Regions from separate parts of the Homo sapiens genome. Here all the other regions are linked to region 1. Evidence: chromatin contacts called from ENCODE Hi-C or POLR2A ChIA-PET data. All regions are on one chromosome and are shown on one strand. The core of a region is the stretch at or near the end of the contact, and the rest is flanking DNA. Distances in the headings are between cores, read along the strand shown.

The links. A loop is a pair of places that touch in the nucleus more often than their neighbours do. ChIA-PET counts read pairs that join two places held with the same protein, here RNA polymerase II (POLR2A). Pooled maps may share reads with other maps.
Region 2: a loop to region 1 is called in a pooled map, with 12 times the contacts of the local background. The contact joins the promoter of HAR1B here to the promoter of MRGBP in region 1. A Hi-C loop is called at or near these places in 5 of 50 pooled maps. POLR2A ChIA-PET finds 5 or more read pairs at or near these places in 2 of 52 experiments (CD4-positive, alpha-beta T cell and naive thymus-derived CD8-positive, alpha-beta T cell).
Region 3: POLR2A ChIA-PET joins it to region 1 with 10 read pairs in Caco-2. The contact joins the enhancer-like site here to the promoter of MRGBP in region 1. A Hi-C loop is called at or near these places in 1 of 168 maps with a recorded cell type or tissue (PC-9) and 2 of 50 pooled maps. POLR2A ChIA-PET finds 5 or more read pairs at or near these places in 1 of 52 experiments (Caco-2).
Region 4: a loop to region 1 is called in a map of ascending aorta, with 4 times the contacts of the local background. The contact joins the promoter of YTHDF1 here to the promoter of MRGBP in region 1. A Hi-C loop is called at or near these places in 3 of 168 maps with a recorded cell type or tissue (ascending aorta, gastrocnemius medialis and naive thymus-derived CD4-positive, alpha-beta T cell), 2 of 37 single-sample maps with no recorded cell type and 12 of 50 pooled maps. POLR2A ChIA-PET finds 5 or more read pairs at or near these places in 1 of 52 experiments (BJ).

What each region holds. Positions count from the first base shown.
Region 1 is chr20:62,793,111-62,798,118 of GRCh38, reverse strand. MRGBP (MRG domain binding protein) reads right to left here and starts at 1,646. Exons shown (of 5, transcript NM_018270.6): 1 at 1,448-1,646; 2 at 888-1,009. The coding sequence starts at 1,595. It overlaps LOC105372716 (a long non-coding RNA gene), which reads left to right and starts at 3,838. Exons shown (of 4, transcript XR_936986.3): 1 at 3,838-4,540. RefSeq lists silencers at 1,340-1,879, 3,341-3,930 and enhancers at 2,503-3,049, 4,021-4,090, 4,327-5,008.
Region 2 is chr20:63,098,691-63,103,568 of GRCh38, reverse strand. It overlaps HAR1B (highly accelerated region 1B), which reads left to right and starts at 1,250. Exons shown (of 3, transcript NR_152601.1): 1 at 1,250-1,454. HAR1A (highly accelerated region 1A) reads right to left here and starts at 2,277. Exons shown (of 2, transcript NR_003244.2): 1 at 315-2,277; 2 at 1-14. RefSeq lists a silencer at 812-1,201.
Region 3 is chr20:62,431,676-62,436,255 of GRCh38, reverse strand. No RefSeq gene overlaps it. Among named protein-coding and RNA genes, the nearest start is that of RBBP8NL, 6.4 kb to the right of the region's middle. Within about 2 kb of position 2,560, at least 4 of the 41 ENCODE cell types and tissues checked have a DNase peak (open chromatin) inside an H3K27ac peak, as active enhancers do.
Region 4 is chr20:63,212,723-63,217,874 of GRCh38, reverse strand. It overlaps YTHDF1 (YTH N6-methyladenosine RNA binding protein F1), which reads left to right and starts at 1,744. Exons shown (of 5, transcript NM_017798.4): 1 at 1,744-2,009; 2 at 2,274-2,298; 3 at 3,932-4,011. The coding sequence starts at 1,983. RefSeq lists silencers at 1,392-1,671, 1,802-1,871.

The DNA of each region.
Region 1 (5,008 bases), core at 397-2,896:
CGGTTGGGAGCGCCACAGGCACAGAACCAGGCAAAGAAGAAGAGAGTGCTTGCCAGGCACTGCCCTCCTGAGGTCGCACAGACCAGAGGGAGAGACCTATGTCATACTGATGGCCGGTGTGGCCCTGAGTCCAACGTGGCTGGCACAGACTCTCCACCAGCACAGGTCCCCACTCCTCCTGGTCACCTGACCCCTGACCCCCACCCCACTCTCCAAGTACACCACCTTCTTTGAGCTCCTGGACCCACCACCTCCTGCTGCCACAGGGCCTGGAACACCCACCTGTCTCTTCTGGCCACCCTGCTTACCTAGTTAACCCGCTCGCCCGTCACACAGTGCCAGCTCCAAGCTCTGCGAGGACTGGAACTCTACTTGTCTGACTCCCACAGAAGTCACCAAATTCACCTTGGTGTGACTCAGATAGGGTCACCCTCTGCCTAAAGCACTTCGGGGGCCTCCCAGGAGGCTGACAATGGCCTAAGGGCCCGGGACTCTGCATCCTTCCCTCCCTCCCCAGGGTCTCAGCTGGAGACTCTGGCCCAGCACCCAGTCTAAAGCAGAGCCCCTGAAAAGCTAGCCAGCTGCTAGCACTGTGTTTGTGCTTTCCATGACAGGCTCTGGAGCCCCGGGATGTCCTCCTTAAGGACGAGCCTCACTGCAGGGGTCTCTGCCCAGGGGACCCCAGCAGGCACGGAGGGGCCTCTGCCCAGCTCAGGCTGACCCTGAGAGCTCACTGCAGACCCCAGCAGGCATGGAGGGGCCTCTACTCTGCCCAGCAGACCCCAGCAGACATGGAGGGGCCTCTGCCCAGCTCAGGCTGACTCTCAGAGAGCGGTGTGCGGGTTCGTGCCCCCATCGGGCGGCACAGGGAGGGCGGTTGGGCTCACCAGCGCCTGCATGTCGTACATGGTGCTCAGATGGTCCCAGATGACCTTGGATGGGACCTGCCGCCCGATGTTCTGGCTGAACTTGTCCCGAATACAAATCATGTGGAAGTGTCGGTTCACACCTGAGGGGAGGAGGGGCGGCGGGATAACCGGTGAGCGGTGAGGAGAAAGGGGATGGAGGGGACGGGCTGCCCTGGGGACTGGAGGGGCAAGGGTGGCTGCGGAGAGATGGGGAGGGCCAGGGTGTGGAGGGGCTGTGGGGGGGCAGGGCTGGGTGGTGTGTGTGGGAGGGGGTGGGCTGTCCCGGGGCGGGGGTGGGGGTGGGGCACTGCGGGCTGGGACCTCGCGGTCTCACGGGGGTAGGGGTCGTGGGCGGGGTCCGGGGCGGGGTCCGAAGGGCGCGTGGGAGGGGGCGGGGGTCCCGGGACGGGTGTGGCGGCGGTGTCACGGCCCGGGCTCGGCGGGGAGCGTGGGGGCGAGGGTGTCGCGAGCGCAGGCCCCGCCCCGCCCCGCCGGTTGCCCGCCCCGCCCCCACGCGCGTCCGCAGCCTGGGCGCTCACCGACGGGCTTGTGGCCCAGCATGGCGTGGAAGAGGCACACCTCCACCTCGGGGCTCCACACCACTGTCTCCTCCGCCGGGCTGGTGGCCGCCTCCCCCGGGCCCTTGTCGCCTGCGGCGCCCCCGCCGCCCACCTCGGCCTCTCCCATGGCCGCGGCCCGGCCGAGCAAGGAGCCCCCGGCGGGAGCAGGCGCGGCCACGAGCTCCGCGCAGGCGCACTCGGGGGCGGGCGCGCGCTCCGCCGGGTACGCGCTCGGGCTCACGCGCCGGCGTCGGCGCAGGCGCAGCCGAGGTCTCGGGTCCCTTCCCGCCGGGGACTCCGCCCTGCTCCGCCCCGCGCGGGGGTTCTTAAAACGTGTTCCTCTTTAAAGCACAGTAAGAAATACACTGCACCCAAACAAAAAAGTCTGTGCTTCAAAGGAAACCATCAGAAAAGTGAAAAGACGACCCACAGATGAGAGAAAATATTTGCAAATCCTATATCTGATAATGAACTTCCTTGTAGAAGGTATAAATAATTCTTATAACTCGATAATAAAAAGACAATCTAACTATAAAACGGCTAAGGATTTGGATACACATTTTTCCAAAGAAGATGTACAGATGGGCCGGGCGCGGTGGCTCACGCCTGTAATCCCAGCACTTTGGGGGGCCGAGGCGGGCGGATCACCTGAGGTCAGGAGTTCGAGACAAGCCTGGCCAACATCGTATAACCCCGTCTCTACTAAAAATACAAAAAAAGTAGCCGGGCGTAGTGGCGGGCGCCTGTAATCCCAGTTACTCGGGAGGCTGAGGCAGGAGAATCGCTTGAACCCGGGAGGCAGTGAGCCGAGATCGCGCCATTGCAATCCAGCCTGGGCAACAAGAGCGAAACTCCGACTCGAAAAAAAAAAAAAGATGTACAGATATGGCTAATGAGCACCATCGGTCACGCGAAACTAGAATCAGCCCGCGTGGGGACCCCCTGCCCCGCCGAGACCGCCACAACCACGCGGCCGGGGTGACGAGTGCTGCGAGGGTCAGGGCTCGGGACCCTCGTGCGGTCGTGCTGTGCGGTCAGATGGGCCGCTGCTGCGAAAGACAGTCTGGCCGTTCCTTCAACGATGGAACCGTCTCCCTAGGAAGCAGCAGCTCCGTGGCGGGCGCCCGCGGCAGTGGAACAAGACACAGGTTCAGGCTGGGACCCGCAGCCGCGAGGCAAGCGCCGCCCCCAACCCGGGGCTGAACCTGCGAGGGGCGCCCGGAGCGCGGGCACCCGCACGGCGCAGCCGCGTTCAGCCTAAAAGCAGCGAGCGCGGACTGCGGCAGCGTGGGTGCGGGCTGAGACGAAAGTCAGAGAATTCAGACACGAAAATACACAGCATGGGAATCCATTCACAGGAAGAGCCAGAACTGGCAACTCCATAGGAATAGAAAGTAGATGCACGGTTGCCGGGGACGGGGGAGGGGGAGGGAAACGCGAGTCACTGCGGATGGGGACCGGCTTCTTTTTTGTTTGTTTTTGAGGCAGAGTCTCGCTCTGTTGCCCGGGCTGGGGTGCAATGGCACGATCTCGCCTCACTGCAACCTCTGCCTCTTGGGTTCAAGCGATTCTACTGCCTCAGACTCCCGGGTAGCTGGGACTACAGGCGCTCACCACGGCCGGCTAATTTTTGTATTTTTAGTAGAGACGCGGTTTCACTATGTTGGCCAGGCTGGTCTCGAACTCTTGACCTCAGGTGATCCTTCCTCCTCGGCCTCTCAAAGTGCTGGGATTACAGGCTTGAGCCACCGCGCCCGGCCGGGCCCAGCTTCATTTTAAGGAGGTGAAATGCTCTGGAATTAGATAGTGGCCACGGTTGCTCGCAACAAAACCCCACCGAATCGTGCGCTTTAAGCGGGTGAACTTAACGGTCTCAATAAAGATGTTAAGGAAAAAACAAAACCAGAAACCCCACAATTACTGCAGGCATAGGGCTCGCTGCCCGGGTCTGGGTGCGGGACGGAGGGGCTCACGCCCGCCCCCAGAGTCCAGCGCCTGCTGGGAGAAAGGGCAAGTAGGGGGTCCGGCCCTGCCGGCCTTGACCGCCTGCCTCCGACTCCCGGCCGCCGCGCAGCCCAAGCTCTGGGGAAGCGTTAACCGCGGGTCGCTGCGGAGGCCCCACCGCGGGGCGGGGCCGGGGCCGGACGGTGAAGAGGGGGCGAGATCAGGGCGGGGCCTAGGCTGGGGCCGGGCGGGGAAGCGCTCGGGAGGGCGGCTCGGGGGCGGGTCAGGGGCGGGGCCGCCAGGTCAAAACGCATCCATGACGAGCTTAAGGCGGCCTCCAATCAAGGCCGCCGCGGCCTCCGGCTCCGCCCGCTCCGCCTCTGCCTCCGCCTCCGCCTCCGCCCTGCCCTCACGGGCTTCTCTCCGCCCCATTCCCTCTCGGCCACGCCCACCACGGCCCACTGGCCAGGGAGCCGCTACGCAGATGTTTTCGCCTCTGCGGGTGTAGGCTCCGGGTCGGGCTTCCGGGTCCCTTTCCTGGCTCTGGCGCCTTCCAGCTGTGTGACCGGGCGAGGCCCTGAGCCTCTTGAGGGTTCAGTGCCCTCCTCCGTACAATGGGCCAACAACAGCCCCTTCCCTGGGGATCTCGGTGAGGGTTGGTTGCTCTGCAGGGTGCCCTGGGCCTGTGCCAGCGCGCTCAGGCATCCTGGTGACCAACCACAGCTGGCACTGGTGAACGCAGCCTCTTAGCCCAGGCAGGCTCTGGTCAGCCTCACCTGCTGGGACCGCTGAGTGGTCCAAGAGCTGGCTTGGCTGACTGGGACCTGGGCCTCAGCTTCCCCATCTGTGCAGGGGGCCGCTGGTGATACCGGTCCCTGCCATGCCCTGGTGGAGATATGGCCCAGTGAGACTTCGTGAGGGGTCTAGGCCACTGCTGTCACGTGGTACGTCTTCTACCCTGGCCCCTAGGTGGCCCTGGCCTCAGCCTTGCTCTAAAGAGGAATGAAGCCCAGCCCACAGCCCCTTAGCACAGATACGCTCGGGAGACGGGACCCTCACCGTTACTCATCTCCTTACTGTTCCCTGGACACCTTGGGGTCCCTGCGCCTCTCCACCCGTCCCTGCCAGGTACTCTCCTCCTTCAGTCTGGAGCGCCTCCTCCCTTGGGGGTCCCCTGTGCCTATTGAGAAAAGATGGCATAAAAGCGTGAGACAGGAGCCCGGACCAGGAGACCCGAGGGTGCTGAGCCCCACATTGGGCCGGGTCCACATGGAGACACACGCTTGGCTCATCCCAGCCGGGGCTGTCTGCCTGCTCCAGTGGGAACCTGGGCAGGGGTACTGTCTCCAGGGCTCTATGCTGGGCGGTCGTCATGAAATACCTGCTTTCCCCACACGCCCCCTCCTTTCTGAGGCAGGTGCCGCTGTCACGCCTGCTTTGAGGGGAGGAGTCAGAGATGAGTAGAGTGGGGAACTGCCTGGGTTGAGGGCAGAGCCGGGAATCAACCCTCAGAAGCCTGGCTCCAGCCGACCCCTGACCAACCTCCCTTCTTGGCCTGCTCTAGTCCCTGTGGACCCTCACCTGGGCTCCCCTTGC
Region 2 (4,878 bases), core at 1-2,500, 310 kb before region 1:
TCAGAGCTGAGACTCTGGAGGGAACGGAGGGGCAGGGACATCCCAGCCTCATCCACAAAGGCCCCCTGCACGACGATCCTCCCTCCCGCTCTGCTCCTCTGCTCCCCGCTCCTTCCTCCTTCCTCCCCGCTCCCTCCTCCCCACTCCTCCTTCCTCCCCGCTCCCTCCTCCCCACTCCTTCCTCCCCGCTCCCTCCTCCCCGCTCCCTCCTCCCCACTCCTCCTTCCTCCCCGCTCCCTCCTCCCCACTCCTTCCTCCCCGCTCCCTCCTCCCCACTTCCTCCTCCCCAATGCTAGAAACAGGCCCCTCCGCACCTTGCCCTGGCTGCAGAACGCAGCTTAATTACATGGTCTGCGGGTTGGGGCCCTGAGCGAGGCTGGGGCTGGTTCTTGGCCAAGACGCCTCCCCAGCCGGCTCAGCCTCCATCAGAAGCGGCAGCTCTGATTGGCCACCGTGCACCGCGTGGAGCGCCGTTCCTCGCAGCGAGTTCATGAGGCATTTCACTGGGGGCCCGGGCACCCGCCTTGACATCAATTACGCCAAAATTAAGTGGCAGCGTCCACTGCGTGGGGCCCGAGCTGTGGGGCCTCTTCCGTCTCCCGGAGCCCAACCGCGGGCCCCTGCGCCCCGGCAGGCAGGATCTCACCGCAGGGGCGGCGGTGGGGAGGGGAGGTCAGGCCCGCTTCCCCGGAGCGGCCCGCAGCTCCCGGCCCAGGTTCCCAGGCTGCAGCGTGAGGGGCGCGCAGCGGGGCCGGGTGGGCTGGGGCCGGCGCGGAAAGCCCTCGCCCTGAAAGCCCAGGCCGGCCCCAGCCCACGGCGCTCGCGCCCACCGTGCCGCGCGGGCCACCGCCCACCCGGGGGCTGGTTAGAAACGCGGACTCTGCCCCTTCGCGCCGCCTCCGGGGCTCACGGGCGCCCGAGTCGGAAGCCCCGCCCTGGGGAGGCCGGTCTCCTCGCGAGGGCCTGGGCCGCTCTGGGCGCTCGGCCCGCGTGTCGGGGGCTCCCCGGGGCGCCCTGGGCTCCTGCTGCTGTTTCTTCCTGGCCGGCCTTGAGGTGCGGAGCCCCCGGGCTCTGCTGAGGGCCTCCCGGCCCCGTGGCCTCGGTGACCTCGGTTCAGGCGTCCGTGACCGTCTCGCCTGGTGGCTCCGCGCCGCTGACCTCGGCACGCCGCGGGCCTTCCTCCTCTTGCGGACCGGAGGGAGAGCCGGGCGCAGAGACCGAGGCACAGTCGCGCGGCGCGGCGTTCCGCGTGACCCTGCGGTTAAAACCCGCGCGCTGCAGCATCGCGGAAAACGGGATTCGCCTCATTTGAAACTTGAGGAAAATCTCTAAACACTTTCATTTTGATAGAAACCATTTCCGCCGCTGACGTGCGTCTACGCCCATCATTTCAGCTGACACGTTGCTGTAACGTCTCCTCCGTTTCATGCTCTTTCGAACCCTGTCAGCTGCGGGTAAGACTGTAGAAAAGAGAGGGGAGAACAGGGCCCAGCCGGTGGCGCCGGCGTCTTAGCAGCCGATTGCGCAGCTCCCGGGCGCGGCGGAGAGTCCGGGCTCGTGGGGAGCGCCGGCTCCAGAGCCCGCGGAGCAGCAGCCCAGACTCCCAAGACGGAGGGCACCGGGCGGGCGCACACACTAACCCACGCAGGGGACACTCAGGCTCTAACTCACGTGCACACACGCTCACATGTACACACGCACACACGCACCCGGACGTACACACACAGCTGTCGCCTACCACACACATTCATACTCCATTCACACTGCAGGATGTGCAAATGTGTGTGACAGAGAGAGGAGGGAGAGAGAGGGGGAGAGAGAGGGAGAGAGAGGGAGAGAGAGGGAGGGGGAGAGAGGGAGAGGGAGAGGGGGAGAGGGAGGGAGAGGGAGGGGGGAGAGAGGGAGAGGGAGAGAGAGAGGGAGAGGGAGAGAGAGGGAGAGAGAGGGAGAGAGAGGGAGAGAGGGAGAGAGAGAGGGAGAGAGAGAGAGGGAGAGAGAGAGAGAGAGAGAGAATGTGCCTCTCAGGAATGGTCAAATATCCTCCTGACACACCTGGTTGGCCCAATGCAGGGACAGAGAGGGGGATGACCTGATGGCTTTGCCTTCCACCCACCCAGCGCCTGCCCATCAGTACAGCAGGGCTGCCCTGCCCGCCTGCGACCCACCTTTCCCGACAGCCTGTGTGCTTTCTCCCCGAGTCTCCAGGACAGCCCACTAGTGGCATGGCGGTTCCCTGGGTGGGAGGAGCGGAACCCTTCAGGCCCCCTCAACACTCCCCCAAAACCTCCCTGGGGGCCCCCACTGGCTTCAGCGCCCTGCAAAAGGCTGACTAGGATCCATGTGCACACTCCGTGTGCCACTGCTGCCAGGGCCCCCAGCCCCAGGCTGCCTCCCTCCCTCTCTGTCAGGAGCTGGGTTGGCCTGGGAGGGTTGTGGTGCCGCTGACTGCTCCCGGGCAGGGGCCATCTCATCTCTGTTCTCACCGTGCAGGCAGCAGCAGGAAGGGAGGCAAAAGGAGGGAGTGGGGAGAAGGAGGGGGCGCTGACCACATGAAGAGACGCTTCTTCCCTGGTGCTCCATCTCCCTCCCCGTCCCCCAGTGGACACCCTGGACCAAGCTGAGCCCACAAGGGTGCCCACCCTGCATGCTTGTCCCCATCAGCTCCGTGTGGCCCCCTCAGGCAGTTTCCACAGTGAGCTCAGGTGCAGCAGGGGTCCCGAGCACAGAAATGACCAGGAGACCCTGGCCCTGCCCCTGGGGCCCTAGAAACAGCTCCTGCTCTTGAATTCCCCACCCCTGTGTGCTCAATTTCTCTGGGCCTCTGGGTGCTTTTGAGGTTCCTGGCATTTACCAAGGAGAAAGATGCAGGAGGGGAGGCTGCAGGGCTGTGGGGATGGTGAAGTCCAACCCAGCCACCCCCAGCAGGATGGTGTGTGGGGCCGGACACCTACCAAGATCTCTTCCCAGCTTTTCTGTGGGAAGGAGCCGGCCAGGGCCAGAACCCTGGCTGAGACATGAAGCTAAAAGTGCCTGAGGACTTGGTCCCAGGTCTCTGTCCTCCTCCCCAAATGCCTCCGGAGCCTTCATCTCTTCAGGCACCTCACTCACTTCCACCCAACCCCGCCTGCCCTGGGCGGACCCTCCCCCAGCTCTGCCCTCCCCCACACCCCAAACCCACCCTCCCCATTCTGTTAAAACAAAGCCCCTCTTAGCAGGGTATGTCACGTGGCGCTGCCGAATTATTCCATTAATTTATTATTCATGATGAAAAATTATTCTAATAACATTTCCATACTATTAATATTCCAAAGACGAGCCGTTGAGAGCCCCTTCCTGCGGCCTCCTCTTGGCGAGAGCCAACTCTATTTTTAACAAAGTGTATTGAAATTTAAATCTAATCACCCACAATATGCTACGTTTCACAAATACGCTCTCAAAGAGTCTGTGAGAGGAGCCAGGCCCGGTGGTCCCGGAGGAGGCAGGCGGGTGGGCCCCTGCCGTGGGCGTTGGAGGTGCCATTCTCGGCTGCCCCCAGCCCTGCAGATGGAATCTCTGTGCCACAGCCCCTTTCCTCACTGGGGGAGCCGGGCCAGGCGACCCCTCCTTGCTGCTTCTCTCCCTCCCTCCTTCCTTTTTTTCCTTGTCCCACCCCTCAGTCCATCCAGAGACTCTCAGAGTTTGGCTCTAGGCAGGGGGTATACGGGGGTCTCTAACGGGAGCTGACGTCTGAGGTCAGGCGTCCTCAGGAGAGGGTGGAGCCGCTCCCTGGCTGAGACAACCTTTTCTGACCACTCCCTCCTCCCTTTGGCTGCCTTCTCTATGTGGAGGGGTCTTTGGCCCCACCCCCAATGCACACTGCAGCCCAAGGTGGGCTGGAGTCCAGCTGCCCAGGGAGGGTCCTCATGGGCACCTTGGGGGACATCTTGTCTTGTTCCCTCTTCCGAGGTCGTGCCACATGCCTGCTGCACACAGACACCTCCGTCCATTGCTCAGTCATACGTGTACACACAGGCAGCCTCAATCATCCATCCGGCAGGGGGGGACCTCCTTCTGTCTGGGCTGGACATGGAAGAATGTCTGTGGGAACGGGAGGGTATGAACGTCACAGGAGACAAACAAGGTCTGCAGAAAATACTGAGGGAGCTGCCTTGATAGGAGGTGAAGGGGCAGGGGGAGGTGAAGGGCCAGATGTCTCCCAGGAGGGAAGGGAGGAAGAAGGACCAGGTGCCTTCCTGAGGGGAAAGACCAGGCACCTCCTTGGGATGGGAGACTTCTACAAGAGAAGAGAAGCAGCTCTTCCAGGTGGGTCTGAGGGAGGAAGGGATGGGGGTGAGAACTTGGGTTGGGGAGGACACTCTTGTCTCCATTAAACTGGAAGTAGGATGTGAGATATAGGGGCCAGTGAGCAGGAGGCCATGGAGGAGAGCAGAGCGGCTCATGGAGAGCCTGTCATCCATTCATCCATCCATTAATTCATTCACCCATTCATTCATTCATCTATCCTTCCATGCATCTGTCATCCATCCATCATCCATGATCCATCCATGCATTCACCCATCTATCCATCCACCCACTCATTCATTCATCTATTAATCCATTCACCCATTCTTTCATTCATCTATCCTTCCATGCATCTGTCATCCATCCATCATCCATGTTCCATCCATGCATTCACCCATCTATCCATCCACCCACTCATTCATTCATCTATTAATCCATTCACCCATTCTTTCATTCATCTATCCTTCCATGCATCTGTCATCCATCCATCATCCATGATCCATCCATGCATTCACCCATCTATCCATCCATCCACTCATTCATTCATCTATTAATCTATTCATCCATCATCCATTCATTTATCCATCCATCATCCAT
Region 3 (4,580 bases), core at 1,311-3,810, 360 kb after region 1:
GGTGAGCCGGTGGCGTTAGCAGCTTTGATTGAAGCGGCCGTGCACAGCAGCAGCAGAGGGACCCCTCCTTGTGAGGTAGGACTCCCCCACAGGCAGCGAGCCCAGAGCAGCTGCTCAGAGGCAGTGCTGCACTCATATTCATACCTGCATTCTGAATTTTTAGAAAAAGAGTGGTACTTCCAAGTCATCACCATGGAAAGGGGGAGTAACTCCCAAGTGTCGCCGTGGCAATGGTAAACTGGCCTGGCACTGGTGGGTATCTTATGGAGAGATGCCTCTTCCCTGTCTCAGCCAGTCTTCAATCTGGTCCAGAGTTTCAGCCCTGTCTCTAGGGTCAAGTCCCACCTCCCGCCTCAGTGTGGTTCCATTTATACAAAATCCTATAAGAGAATTAATCTCCTGCAATAGAAAGCAGGGCATGGGGTGAAACTCACTAGGAAGAGGCATCCAGGAGCCCGTGGTGACCAGAACGTCCTACATTGTGATCTGGAGTCACACGACTGTCCGTATCTGTCAGAACTCATTGAACTGGACACTTGAGATGAAGCGTGTCCTTATATGAACTTGTGAATTCTTCAGCAAAATGTCCGTGACCAGGTAAATGCTCGATAGAGGTCATGATTCTTCAACAGGTGCTCCTCTGAGGGAGAGAAAACGTGTCTCAAATCCTGAGCAAAACACCTAAAAGAGCCGAAGGCAGGAGTGTGCCTGGACACCCACAGCAGCCTCTTCCCAGCCAAAAGTGGAGGCCACCCAGATGCCCATCAGCGGATGAGCAGATCACTGCAGTCCGTCCATGCAGCCCAGAACTTAACAGGAGCGAAGCACAGGTGCAAGCTACCATGGAGGTGAATCTCAAAAGCACAGTGCTCAGGAAAAGAAGCCACGCACAAGAGACTGCACGTGGCGTGGATACGGTGACACGAAACACCCAGCTGGCAAATCCGGGGACAGAAGCAGGGCAGTGTCGCCAGGGCTGAGGGAGGGATGGGGAGGACCTGCTAATGGGCACAGGGTCTCCTTTTGGGGGCAGGAAAATGTTTTGGAACTAGGTCAAGGTGCTGGCTCATGACAGAGTGAATGCGCTAAACACCCCTGAACTGACTCCCTTAAAATGAGTGATTTTATTTCATGGAAATCTCACCTTAGTAATAAGCATCTTAAACCCTGAGCAAAGCCTTGGCAGATCCTCACCCTGGGTGTGCCCGTGTCCCAGGGGTCCTCACGCAGGCACAATGGGGCAAGAGAGAGCTGCAAAGAGCCCTCAGGCCCCGAATTCCCCACTGACTCCAGCACAGAGCACAGCCGTGGGTAAGGGGCACAGCCAGCGAAGAAAAGGGATCAGTCCATCCCTCGCCCACAGGCGCATTCACCCAGGTCAATCCATCCCTCGTCCACAGACGCTCATCAGCGCCTGCTGCACGCAGATTCCAGGGTGGAAGGAGCTGGTCCCTGGGTCTGGGGGACTCGGCCCCACATGTGGTTGCATGGCTCAGGCCAGGACCTCGCCCCTGACACCCCAGGCATCCATGGTGCCATCCACGGTGCCATCCACGGTGCCTTCCACTGCCCCTTCACTTGCTCCTTTTCCAAGGGTCATTCAAGCCGATCTGTCACATAAAAATTTAAACCTGCACCAGAGGAAATTGTCATCCGACAAGGAGCATGTGGCAAGCCAGGAGGATTTCCTTCTGGAAAGGGCTTGGGTGAGACCGAGTCCTCTGGGTGTCCCCATCCACGCTCCCTGATCATGCCCCAAAACAGGAGGGCCTGGGCTTCCTGGAGGCCCTGTTCCTGCCATGTGTCCCACTGCCGAGCCATGCAACTGTTTGGACAACCCCAATGCCCTCGTCCTCTATCTCGGCTTTCCAAACCCTTCCCAAGGAGGAAGCTTCTAACTGAGCCGAAGGTTCACACAGAGGCTGCCAGAGCTGGCCAAGTTCATCAAAGCCAGGCGGCCCCTCCCCCGCCATGTCCCCATCCAGGACTCTGGCTCGGGCGGTGACGGATACTTCAGTCTCCCTTCCCACATCCTCATCATTTAACTTTCTTTTAGGCCATAAAATTCTGACTTTTAATATTTTCAACTCTAGTTTCTCATAAAACAACAATATTAGTATTTCTTTAAAGACACATAGACCATTAATGTATCTTTATGATGTGCGTGGGATCTGTGATGTATGGACCGTGCCTCCCCGACACCAGGCTCCTGGCCACAAGGCACAGGTTATGACATCTCGATCTGACACAGTCTCCGTGTGCTGCAGGACGACGCGGTTTTATTATCTGTGACGTGCCAGCAGACAGCCCAGCTCAGTCCGGGGATCGCTCCCATCACAGACACCTCCTTGTCCCTGCTCCGGCCTGCCCTCCAAAATCACGGATCAAGTTATCCCGACCGACAGAGATTTATGGTCCCATTTTACTCTCGTTAAATTCCCACAGCTCAAGGAAGCTGAGGCCACTCCGTGCAGACGCCCGGTCTGGGAGCGCTGCCACAACTGTTTCTAGCCAGGGAACAAAGTCAGCAGAGAGGAAGTCCAGAAGCACTGGCCAGGCTCGAGGTGGCCATCGCTGCCCCGTGGCAGCCCCTGCCAGCCTGAGCCATCATCCCTCCTCTGTCCGGCCCGTCTGCCAAGGCTGGCACTGCCCTGGAAAATGGTGACAAAATAAGAACCATCTCAGGAGTGTCGCTAGGACCCTCAGTGAGTGGCACAGCCCTGGGCCCTGGCACAGAACCCCTCTCATTTAACCCACACCCTCCAGGAGAGAGGCACCAAGGCAGCCCCACTGTCTCAAAAAGGAAGCTGAGGTCAGAGGTCAAAATGGCCCGGGGTACCCGCTGGTTCACCCCCAGGCACCTCTGCCCCCTCCCCGGAGCCTCCACCCCACACATCCCAGGCAAGAGCCCAACCAGGACTTGGCCTGGGAAGACCCCTCCCAGCCATCCCCCCAGTTCCACACACAGGGTCCCCATTCCACAGGTACCCTCATTTTCATAATATTTAACAAAGGTATAGGAACAAATAGTTTAGCCAGAGTAAAAGGCTTCTGTCGGCTCTTTAGGAAACACAGCCCTCCCCTAAACCACTCCCCAGTTCTCACCAAGCAGGGCCCATCCCGTCTCAGCCCAGAGGAACCTTTAGGCTTTGCCTCTTAGCACTTGAGTTTTCTGGGTAAGACACAACCCACCAGGGCCAGGCACGGTGGCTCACACCTGTAATCCCAGCACTTTGGGAGGCCGAGGCGGGAGGATCGCTTGAGCCCAGGAGTTCAAAATCAGCTTGGGCAGAAAAGAGAGACCCCCATCTCTACAAAACATTTTTAAAAATTTAGCCAAGCATGGTGGCGTGTACCTATGGTCCCAGCTACTCAGGAGGCTGAGGTAGGAAGATAACTTGAGCCCAGGGGTTCAAGGCTGCAGCAAGCTATGGTCTTACCACTGCACTTCAGCCTGAGCAACAGAGCAAGACCCTGCCTCAGAGAAAAAGAAAGGAAGAAATGTTTATGAAGTACCACCATATGCCAGGGGCCAAGACAGCAATGAACGGGCAAACACTTCCTGTCTCAAGAAGGTAGCACCCTGAAGACCCCTGAGCCAATACACAGTTTCTACCCAAGACTTGCATCTTACAGGCCTGTTGGGAAAAGGCCTGACCTACCTACAGTCATGGAGGGCTTCCCTGCAGAGGGGTGCTTGGATGCCCAAGAGCTGGCTGGGAGAGGGAGGGGAGCAGCCACAGGGGACTCCAGTCCGTTGGGGATCTGTGGGCCGGTCCAGGAGGGATCAGACCCTAAGGCTCTGAGGAGGCTGATGGCTGTCCTCACCTCGGTGGCAGATGAAGGTCTCAGGGAGGGGTCCACTCACCCCAGCCTGGGCCCCGTGTGCTGCTGTGTCCTATCTTTAGAGCAATCTGATGAGGCGGAGGCATAGGCAAACCCTTACAGGACAGAGGCCGGAGACGGGCACCATGCCCAGGTCTCCCTACCAGGCCCATTCTCCGGCCACACCTTGGGACCCTGGAGCCGATTCCACCCCACACTCTCACAGCCCCAAGAGTAAGGGACTCGCCTGCCTCACCCTAATCCTGTCTTTATATAAAACTTGGTTATTTGGTTCATTGTGAATTTTTCCCATTAATTTAGACTTCTTAAAAATACTACAGTGGCTGGGCGCGGTGGCTCACACCTGTAATCCCAACACTTTAGGAGGCCAAGGCAGGTAGATTACCTGAGGTCAGGAGTTCAAGACCAGCCTGACTAATATGGTGAAACGCCGTCTCTACTAAAAATACAAAAATTAGCTGGGCGTGGTAGCGCATGCCTATAGTCTTAGCTACTCCGGAGGCTGAGACAGGAGAATCACTTGAATCCTGGAGGCAGAGGTTGCAGTAAGCCGAGATCGTGCCACTGCACTCCAGCCTGGGCAACAAGAGCGAAACTCTGTCTCAAAAAAGTAAACGAAAGTTAAACTTAGGGTTACCATAAGCCCCATCAATTGCACTCCTAGATACACACCCAAGAGGACTGAGGACAAGTGTTCAACCAAAATCTCGCACACGCATGTTCACAGCAGGACT
Region 4 (5,152 bases), core at 495-2,994, 420 kb before region 1:
CCCTGTAACTGGCTGTGAGGCTCTGAACTCCAGTGGTGACCACTGCACCGTCCTGGCCCAGGGATGGGAGCTGGGTGAGAAGACAGACAGGGGCTCCAAGAGTCCGAGTGTCTACTCTGACCACCCAGACACCCCCTTGCTGCAGTCTTGGCCGCCAAACAGTTCAGTGTCCTGGGAAGCAGGCACTCAGGGCCTGCCCAGGATGCGCAGGCCTTATCACACAGAAGCAGGTGGCAGGGTGCCCCCAGGGACCCCACTGTCCCTACAATCCCCACACATCTTCTCCATGTGGGCCACCATCCTGGAAACGTGCTGTTCATTTTCGGATGTACCCCAAATGCACAGATTTCATCCTGGCCTGAGATGTCTGCCCATGGCCCAAACACATCAAAGTCCCAGGGGATCCAGATTCATCCTCAGGGCACCAGACATCCCCCAGCTCTGTTCCAGGGAAACAAGCCCAGCCCGCTTTCCCCAGCTTTAGGCGAGGCAGGGCTCCAGGGAGACCTGGAGCAACTTGGAGCAGCAGTCCTCTCTGTGGCTGACCGGCCTGCTGGGGGCAGTTTCCACCTCCTCCTGCAGCAGTGTGAGAGGCTGTCTGCTACCCCACTGATGCGGATGTCCAGGCTTGGAGCCGTCTTGGGACTCCATTGCCGTCCCTGCTGTCACTGTTCACCCTGCTTAGCGCATCTGCCCGGGCCCACTTTGTGGAAAACACTCATTTGACGTCAACCTGCCTGACACCCCATTCCAGGTCTTTCTCCTTTAGCAGGACCCAGATCCAGGCCACGTGAAGATGTTACAGCTGCCAGAGCTGGAAAGAAAAATATCAACCTGGAAGCCTCTGTAGGGAGTTAGCCACAAGGGTGGCAGGATTGGATACTGGCTGCAGGGAGCGAAATTCAACACCTTGACCAGAAGGGCGTCCAGGTTGGGGATGCTGAGGGGTTAGGAACTGAGAACTGGGCTCTCTTTGCACAGTTGCTGCTAAGAAGGGGCTGTCCATCCTCGAACAAAGATGACAAGTCCCCTGGCCCGGCCTAGGCTGGGGCACAGAGCACTGCTTTTCCTCCTGGTGATGAAATCGGGGTCAAGAATCTAACATGAGAACTTGGTTATAAGCCGGCGAGCCTCTCGCAGGTCCAGGGGTGCATCCACACAACAGCTGACCTCCGGGACCGGGCCCAGGGCTCCGCTGCGGCTGAAGGCCAGGGCCGCAAAGCGAACAAAGCCCGCAGGTCCCGCGGCAAGGGCCGAGGCGCGCGACCTGGAACACGCGGGGGCTCGGAGCTCTGGGCGGGCAGGTGTTTGCGCGCGGGGGAAGGGCAGACCGACCCCGGACAGACCCGTAGCCCAGCTGTCGGACCAGAACAGCGTTTAGTCTTCGGACCTTGGGGAAAACTACAGAGGCCTCAGTGCCGGTAGCGCGTCGGGGGTGCGGCTGTGGCCGGGGTGTGTGTGGGCGGCTGTACACCTGGCAGCAGCCCGCCAGCCCCTTCCCGCCAGGCCCCGCGGCGCCTCCGGACACGCCCCACGTGACTTCCCCGGCTCAGGGCTTCCCCGCCCAGCCGGCTGCGGTCCCCGCCCCGCCGCACGAGACTGGGACCTGAGAGCGAAATCCATCCCGTAAGACGGGAGCGCGCAGGCGCGAAGTGTGGCGGCCCGGCGCGGCGCTCCCGGCCTGCCCCGCGTGCACGCTGACGCCGCGCAGTCTCGTCCCCTGCCGCCGCCGTCGCCGCTGCTGTCGCCGCCGCCGCCGCCATTGGAGTCGACGCCTCCTCAGTGCGTCCGCGTCCCGGGCTCACCGCCGCTGCCGCCTCGCCAGGGGCCCGCGCGCCCAGCAGCCGCCGCCGCCGCCCGGCCGGCGCCCGGGGAATTGGCGGCGGGGCCCGGGGCCGCGCGAGCTAGGGTGACAGGCCCGGCCTCTAGGGGAGGCCCGAGCCGGCGGGCGCCCCGGCCCCGCGTCTAGTTGTTCATGAAGCATGTCGGCCACCAGCGTGGACACCCAGGTAGCGGGGCCGGGTTACAGGGGCCGCGGCCGGGGCCGAGGCGCGGGGTCTGGGTTGAGGTCCTGGGGCTGGAACGCAGAGCCCGGGGTCGCGGAGGCCGGGCCCAGGCGGGACCGGGGTCTCGGGGCCGGGGTCGCACGTGACCGCGCGTCGGGGCCGGCGGAGCTCGCGGCCCGTTGGAGACCAGTTCTCTGGTGAATAACTTTGTGTTTCCCTCTTCCCCCGGGTTGTGTGTACCCCACGTCCCGGCCTGCGGCGGTGCAGAGAACAAAAGGACAAGATAATAAAGGTGAGCGGAGTCCCGGGACGGCCGGCGCGGGCTGGAGTGGAGGAGGACGGGGAAGGAACGGTCCAGGAAGCTGCGTCTGGAACCGGAAACTTTCTCTCTTCCGCCAGCTTCAGGGAGATAAAACTTGAGGTTGTGCGACGATTCTGGGAGATTTGACAGGTCGAAGACAGGGGCTTCTCAAGAAGTGAATAAATGATTGCTCAGAGTAGTTTGGGCCCGTCTCTCCCCACCGCATGATCATGGATTTGCTTTGGGGAAGGGGAGGTAGGAGAGCCGGGTGGACATGGCCGCAGGGGTTGAGCGACTTGCCTTTTTCCGCCCAGCAGGGGCTGCTCTAGGAGAGGGGCAGTCCAAGGTTCTGCAGGCTAAGCTCCACATCCCCGGTAGTTGCAGCCCGTTTTCCAAGTCTGTTAGCATCTCCTGTGACATTATGGCTTGGGATAAACCCTCAGAGCGCACTCATGTGAAAACTGTTAAGTGACACTTCACGTTTACTTGGAACACTTTTTTAGCCAGTTTGTGTGTCAGCTCAGGTGTAACCAAATACGGTTCATCGTGTTTTAAGATTGGAAAAGGCCCAGCACTTTATTTACCTTTGCTTGCTTTTTCTGGCTGAGCATAATAACAGTGGGAAGGTAAGTGGTGTAAAAGGAAAACCAGTCTTGGGGCACCCAAATCACTGAGCCAAAGGGAGAAAGCTACGCTGAGAACTGCTGAGGGCAAACCTGCCTCCCATTCTATTCCTGAAAAAGATAGCTTCTAAGACAAAAAAAGTTACATACTTCCCCCACAGTTTGCCCACAAGGAAATTCCTGGTGGACAAAGGACAGAACTCAGAGTCATTCCTGCTCACTGAGATAAATGCTTATCTGATTGCTTCCTTTGGAAAGGCTAATCAGAAACTCGAAAGAATGCAGCCGTTTGTCTCTTATCTACCTATGACCTGGAAGCCCCCTCCCTGCTTCAAGTTGTCCCGCCTCTCCGGACCAAACCAATGTACATCTTACATTGATGGTTCTCATGTCTCCCTAAAATGTATAAAACTAAGCTGTCCCCCGACTACCTTGGGCACATGTTGTCAAGACCTCCTGAGGTTGTATCATGGGTGTGTCCTTAACCTTGGCAAAATAAATTTTCTAAATTAACTGAGACCTGTCTCAGATATTTGGGGTTCACTGTGGAGAGTCAGATAATAGCTCCCAACAGTCCTTCAGTTGCAGCCCCTTCCCTCCTAAGTTTTCTTCCCTCCGTTCTCCATACGTTTGGGCATACATTCTGCATTTGGGCTTTTGGAGGCTCCACTTCTTTTTGCCACACATAAGTCTTCTTAGACCATGTCAGTTTTCACCCTGGTTATGTGTTCCTTGCATTATGTGTTAACACTTGATTTGGTTAATCTCACCAAATTACGATTAAGCCTTTATTTAAAATTTATCCTAAATTATTGAAAGTTTCCCGTCCCCCTTCTAATTAGTTGTATAAACATCAGTTCTATACTGGTTGTACTCCTTTTAAAATTAAAGCATAATTTCTGCTAGAAATAGATGGAAATAGACTTTGCTAACTTTGCCTTCCAAGCTTAAAAGTAATCTTTTAAAATTTGAGGGTAATATTTTGCAACTTTTTGTTCTAGTACAAAATGGTTCGTTACATCAGAAGGATACAGTTCATGACAATGACTTTGAGCCCTACCTTACTGGACAGTCAAATCAGGTGAGTTTATTTTGTTAGCATATATTTGTTTTTAAGTTGGTTTTAATTGTTTTGTACCTTTACTGTCATTTCTGATTTTTAAATTATCCTAAACAACAAAGCAGCAGACTATAAAGTATTAGGAATGATAGACTGCTCATGAAGATGTGACTCCTGTTAACCTTGGGCATCAGTGGGGTGAAAATGATTTTCCCTGTGGAGGAGGCGGCATCCCACTGGGGCTGGGATGCAAACAGGTCTAGTTGGCTCTAGTGTTTGTGGGTCAGTGGTGTGTCTTGCCTTTGACGCAGTGGAGGTGTGTGTGTGTTTCTGAAGCTTCCTGGTTATTCTTAGCTCTGGATGATTGGAATTGTGGTCTGGGGAGGCAGCTAAGAGCTGGGCTGTGGAGCGACTGTGGAGCCAGAGGCCGCCTGGGTTTCAGTCCTTTTTTTGAGACAGCGTCTCACTCTTGCCACCCAGGCTGGAGCGCAATGGCGTGATCTCAGCCTGCTGCAGCCTCTGCCTCCCGGGTTCAAGCATTCCTCCTGCCTCAGCCTCGGGAGTAGCTGGAATTGCAGGCACCCACTACCACGTCTAGCTAATTTTTGTATTTTTAGTAGAGACGGGGTTTCACCATGTTGGCCAGGCTGGTCTCAAACTCCTGACCTCAGGTGATCCACCCGCCTCGGCCTCCCAGAGTGCTGGGATTATAGGCGTGAGGCACCGCGCCCAGCCTGGTTTCAATTTTAACTCCACCACTGACTGGCCTGTGTCCATGGCTTGCCTTCTCTTGCCTCAATTTCCTTTTCTGTAGAAGAGAGAGAGTAGTAACTGTTTGTAGAATTGTTGGGAGGATGACATCAGATGGTGCACATAAAGCGCTGAGACAGTACCTGATACAGCAGGGCCCAGTGAGTCATAGCTGCCCTGTTTTCTTAGGTAATTCAGGCTTTCTCTGCCTTGGCACTGTGGACATTTTGCACGGGAACATTCTGTTTTGGGGGCTGTCCTGTGCATTGTTGGATGTTTAGCAGCCTCCCTGGCTTCCCACCCACTAGATGCCATTAGCAACTCCTTCTCCCCATCCCCAGTTGTAGCAAGCAAAACTGTCTTGGTGGATGTTTTTTGGGGGATACAGTTGCCCTGGTTAAAATCTACTGGG